2 separate regions of the Homo sapiens genome follow, and region 1 is linked to region 2. Evidence: read pairs that join two places in POLR2A ChIA-PET (ENCODE). Cell type or tissue: HepG2. All regions are shown on one strand. Each heading gives the region's core, and the rest is flanking DNA. Links, peaks and the distances in the headings are about the cores only.

Region 1 (2,912 bases), core at 191-2,690, 120 kb before region 2:
AGAGGAAAAGAGGAAAACAACTGAGTGGTTGCCTCTAAAGAATGGGACTTTGAGGTAGGGAGGGCAGAGAAACGGTTTTTGTTTTGTTGGGTTTTTTTTTGGTGACAGAGTCTCGCTCTGTCACCTAGGCTGGAGTGCAATGGTGCGACCTCGACTCACCGCAACCTCCATCTCTCCAGTTCCAGCGATTCTCCTACCTCAGCCTCCCAAGTAGCTGGGATTACAGGCACACACCACCATGCTCAGCTAATTTTAGTATTTTTAGTAGAGATTGGGTTTCACCATGTTGGCCAGGCTGGTCTTGAACTCCTGACCTCAGGCAATCCACCTGCCTCAGCCTCCCAAAGTGCTGGGATTACAGGTATGAGCCACTGGACCTGGCCTGAGAAACTGTTTTTTAATTCCAAATCTTTTATTACTATTTGACTTTTAAACTGTATTACACAAATTACTTTTTCTTTTTTGAGATGGGTCTGTCTCTGTCACCCAGGCTGGAGTGCAGTACTGCAATCATGGTTCACTGCAGCTGCAGCCTTGAATTCCCGGGCTCAAATGATCCTCCCACCTCAGCCTCAAGGGTTAGTTAGGACCATAGGTGCGTCACCATGCCCAGCTAATTTTGTGATTTTCTGTAGAGACGAGGTCTTGCTATGTTGCCCAGGCGATCTCAAACTCCTAGGCTCAAAAGATCCTCCCCGCTAGGCCTCCCAAAGTGCTGGGATTAAGGTGTGAGCCATGCACCCCACCCCCATTTAGGACATTTTTTTTTTTTTTTTTTTTGAGACGGAGTCTCATACTTTCACCCAGGCTGGAATGCAGTGGCGCGATCTTGGCTCACTGCAAGCTCTGCCTCCTGGGTTCACGCCACTCTCCTGCCTCAGCCTCCCGAGTAGCTGGGACTACAGGTGCCTGCCACCACGCCCAGCTAATTTTTGTATTTTTAGTAGAGACAGGGTTTCACCGTGTTAGCCAGGATGCTCTCCATCTCCTGATCTCGTGATCCGCCCACCTCGGCCTCCCAAAGTGCTAGGGTTACAGGCGTAAGCCACCGCGCCTGGCCAGAAATCTTAAAAGTATATTCCAACACCACTCAATGAAGTAACCTCCAAACATAAACATTAGCTCAGTGGCAAAAAGTTAAATTCTGGGGACAAGAGCAGAATCCAGTTTCTTAGTATCAATGCTAAATGTATTCAAGATAAATCTGAAATAAATCCCACTAATTCGGGCTGAAAGAGAAGTATTTCAGTATCAGTGGAAAATCTTCATAGACTAGAAACAGAGTTGCAAAAATCTTTCAAATGACAAAAAACTGAAGCCCAAATTATTTGTTCAAGTACGCAGCGGCTGAACTGGAACTAGTCCCACATCTCCTGGCTCCCAATGACTGTACTTTCCAGGGCACCTCCCAAGAGTTCCTGCTAATTGCCTCCTTTAATCTCTCTAAAACCATAAAACAATGTCCAAGTACTTCCTGCTCTTCAAGGAAATGGAATCGCTGGTTAATCTGCAACTAGCAAATCACAGTTTGAGGAGGCGTAACTTAACTTTATACCACTAATTAACCTTAAATTTGTGATAAACGCAAGTTCCTTTATTAGTTAGTCCTTGTTTGTTTATATTTGCGAAATACTAATGCAGCCTTTTTGTTCCTGAATAGACTAGGAAATATCTTTAAAAAGAAACTATCAAGTTCTTCTTTATATGGTTACTTTAGGGGCACATATTATGATATATCAAAATCAATGTAAATAAGTCATGTTTGAACAGAGCCGTAGTCTGCAAGAATGAAGAAATCACTAATAGAATTTCCTTCCTTGTTCTAAGAAAACATTTAGACAAGAGGAGTTCCCAACAAATGGACTGTGACATTGGCGCAGAAGTGGAAAAGTGAACTGCCTAAAAAAGGACCAGCTGAATGAGGAACAGGGAGGAGGCAATATAGAGGTAAAAAAAAAAAAACAAAAAAAAAACAAAAAAAAAAAACAGAAACAAAAGAGTTTTTTGCAGTGGCAGTATTGCAGCCAATGAGGTTTATCTGAGGGGTGATTATTGCTCTTTGAAAATTGGAAAAAAAAAAAAAAAAAAGACATGACATTTGCATAAATTCTTTTTTTTTTTTTTGAGATGGAGTCTTGCTGTGTTGCCCAGACTGGAGTGCAGTGATGCGATCTCGGCTCACTGCAAGCTCCGCCTCCCGGGTTCACGCCATTCTCCCGCCTCAGCCTCCCGAGTAGCTGGGATTACAGGCGCCTGCCACCGCGCCTGGCTAATTTTTTTTTTGTATTTTTAGTAGAGACGGGGGTTTCACCATGTTAGCCAGGATGGTCTCGATCTCCTGACCTCGTGATCTGCCCGCCTCAGCCTCCCAAAGTGCTGGGATTACAGGCGTGGGCCACCGCGCCCGGCCACATAAATTCTTTATACTGAGAACAACTCTACTTTAAATCACCAAGTGCCTAGACTCACCGGAGAAACATTAAGGATGTCATAACTTATGTACCCATACTGGCTAAAGCTGCACTGTCATACCAAACAAAAACTTTGAATTCTTTAAATTTCTCTACAAAGTTTCAACAAGACAAACCTAAAAGTTCCTTCTCCAGAAAAAAGGGACCAATATTTTTATTCTTAAGTCACTAAGTGTGTGCTTTGAGTTAACCTGAAACCCTAGAGCATAAGCTCTGTGTCACTAGCAATGACATTTGAGTTGGTTCTTCATTTTGTTTCCCGCCACAGAAGGCCAACTCTGCAAGAACAGGTGTAGTTTCTTGAATGCCATAAGGTTAGGGTAGAAACAGCCTCTCCCATCCCCGACACAAAACCATAAAAGTCCTGTACCCAAAACAAGTTTTTAATTAATGTAATGATATGAATTTAAGTCCCGATGTCAAAACTTCAGGGTCCTTGGA
Region 2 (2,912 bases), core at 309-2,808:
GAGTTCGAGATCAGCCTGCTTAATATAGCAAGACCCCATCTCTAAAAAAATAAAAAATAAATTATCTAGGCATGGTGATGGATGCCTGGTGTCCTAGCTACTTGGGAGGATGAGGAAGGAGGATCGCTTGAGCCTAGGAGTTTGAGGCTGCTGTGAGCTATGATCATGCCACTGCACCCTAGCCTTAGTGACAGAGTGAGACTTCATCTCTAAAAAAATAAAAATAAATACAATTCAATCAATCAGCCAAGCAAAGTGGCTCATACCTGTAATCCCAGCACTTTGGGAGGCCAAGAGGGGAGGATTACTTGAGTCCAGGAGTTTGAGACCAGCCTGGGCAACATAGTGAGACCCTGTCTCTATTTTTAAAAAATATATCTAAAAAATCAACTGATCAAAGGTATAATTCATGAACATTTTCCTAGTCTTAGACGTGAGTTTCCAGAATGAAAGAGCCCATTAAGTGCCCAGAATAATCAATGAAGAAAACCAACACCCAAAGAAAGTAAATTATGACATTTCAGCATATTAGCAACAAAGAGAGGATCCTACAAGGTTCCGGAGAAAATAAACAAGTTTCATACCAAGGAATCAGAATAGCACTGGAAGCTAGAAGACAATGGAGAAAGGCCAGCTACTTCCGAGGTAGAATTTTCTACTCACCTAAACTCCCAATCAAATGTGAGGGCAGAATGGAGACATTTTCAGATATGTGCCATGTGTCCATATTTTGTCTGTCATGCACTGTCTCAGGATTCCACTGCAAAGGATATGCTCCACCAAGAAGGAAGACATGTCACCCAGCACAAAGAGGACCCCGAAACAAGGGAACGGGAAGCTCCAATAACATAGTAAAGGGAGATCTCAAGCCACCAGCTTTGTAACAGACCCTGGGAACAACCAGTGCAGACTGGCCCAGCCAGAAGATCCAGGGATGATCTCCTGGAGAAAACGAGGCAGATAGACTAAGTCATCTCAATATTTGAGGGAATTGAAACGAGATTACTCAATCTGGGGAGAGTTTGGGAATACACCAGCAATAAATATACAGAAAACTAAACAAACAAAACCAAACGATTTTTAACTCTAGGAGGAAAATTTCGCAGAGGGAAAATAATCATTGTACACTCACGACTTGGCTGTGGGTAGCGTTTATGTATTCATGATAAAGTAAATATTGAATGTTGATCTAATGAAAATTACGATCTAATTATACTCGGGAAATGGCCAGCTGAGTGGGGGCGGGAGCTGCGTGCGTCAGTGTGTGGCAACGGGATGTTTTGGCAACGGAGAGAGAAAGAAATCCTCCCCTTTCCTTTTTTTTTTTTGAGATGGTCTCCCTCTGTCGCCCAGGCTGGAGTGCAGTGGCGCAATCTCGGCTCACTGCAAGCTCCACCTCCTGGGCTCACGCCATTCTCCTGCCTCAGCCTCCCCAGTAGCTGGGACTACAGGCGCCCGCCACCATGCCTGGCTAATTTTTTGTATTTTTAGTAGAGATGGGGTTTCACCGTGTTAGCCAGGATGGTCTCGATCTCCTGACCTCGTGATCCGCCCCCCTCGGCCTCCCAAAGTGCTGCGATTACAGGCGTGAGCCACCGCGCCGGGCCTGAAATCCTCCCTTTTCCTAACGAGAAATAGACAAAGGCCTAACTTAAGAAAAATCTAGGAAATGGTTAACATTGGAAAATTAAGCAGTAGCGATATAAGCTTGCTATTTAGCAAAGAAAGTAAAGAATCCGTTCAAAAGAGTTGAGAAAAGGCTGGGCCTGGTGGCTCACGCCTGTAATCCTAGCACTTTGGGAGGCTGAGGTGAGTGGATCACTTGAGGTCAGGAGTTCAAGACCAGCCTGGCCAACATGGTGAAACCCCGTCTCTACTAAAAATACAAAAAAAATCAGCCGGGTGGGGTGGCGCGTGCTACTTGGGAGGCTGAGGCACGAGAATCACTTGAACTTGGGAGGCGGGTTGCTGTGAGCTGAGATCGTGTCACTGCACTACAGCCTGAGCAACAGAGGGAGACTCTGTCTCATAAAAGAAAAGAAAAGAAAAGAAAAGAAAAGAAAAGAAAAGAAAAGAAAGGGTTGAGAAGGTTACTCCTGAGGAGCAAGAATTGGTGGGGAGAGGGGGAGTGATGGAGGGGGCTGTTGCGTTTCTTATCAAGTCTTGCAGAACTCTTGGTGTCTTTAAACTATGTGCTTGAAAATTTCTGATTAAGAGAATGTGATAAAAGATACAAGGAGGAACAGGAGGAGGAGGAGGAAAAAAAGAGGGAGAGCCTAAGAGTCTAGTAGACTGAGCTCTCCTGTATGTTGGGCAAATTATTTAATTTCTATTATTTTCTTCTGCAAAAATGAATATAATAGTACATAACTTGCAGGATTCTTTTTGTCTCTAATATGTGGTAACCACATGTCACTACTGGTTATTGGAAACACAGACCAATCTACCAAAGGATAAACACTCAGGTCTTGGTTCCTCACTTCCACCTGGCTCATTAAACTGTTGGGAGATCCAGTGCAGTAACTAAGTCAAACCTCACATCCACTTGGAACTAGGCCAAATGTGACTTCAATAACACATCCAGCATGGTGCCCAGTGTTGACACTAGTATGCATGGAGGGTTGACTCCATGCTGGTCTCTGTGCTAAAGGCGTCACATGGGATTGTCCTCCATCGTAACCACAGAATGTTCTTAATTACCAGCACAGCTGCATACACTGGGGCAACAAACAAACAAAAACAACCGTCACAGTGCATGTGAGTAAGCACATCAGGGCAGGCCTGAGAGACGGGAAAGGCCAGAGGCAAGCACTCTCCCTTATGGTGTGAAGCTTAGTGTTTGCGTCTTGTCCACTTTCAGAAAAGATTAGTGAGGCCAGGCACGGTGGCTCACATCTGTAATCCCAGCACTT

What was found. ChIA-PET counts read pairs that join two places held together with the same protein. Peaks named below come from ENCODE experiments on the same cell type or tissue, not always from the same donor. Only the 100,000 strongest peaks of a DNase experiment are listed, where the experiment ranks them.
Region 1: POLR2A ChIA-PET joins it to region 2 with 7 read pairs; 4 of 35 experiments call an interaction of 5 or more read pairs at or near these places.

What each region holds. Positions count from the first base shown.
Region 1 is chr11:126,213,565-126,216,476 of GRCh38, reverse strand. All of the region lies in intron 1 of FAM118B (family with sequence similarity 118 member B), which reads right to left. It also overlaps the pseudogene RNU4-86P. Among named protein-coding and RNA genes, the nearest start is that of FAM118B, 3.2 kb to the right of the region's middle. In HepG2, for the core only: no CTCF peak of the experiment used is centred there; no DNase peak of the experiment used is centred there.
Region 2 is chr11:126,090,414-126,093,325 of GRCh38, reverse strand. No RefSeq gene overlaps it. Among named protein-coding and RNA genes, the nearest start is that of CDON, 29 kb to the right of the region's middle. In HepG2, for the core only: no CTCF peak of the experiment used is centred there; a DNase peak (open chromatin) is centred at 1,265; H3K4me3 peaks cover 314 bases.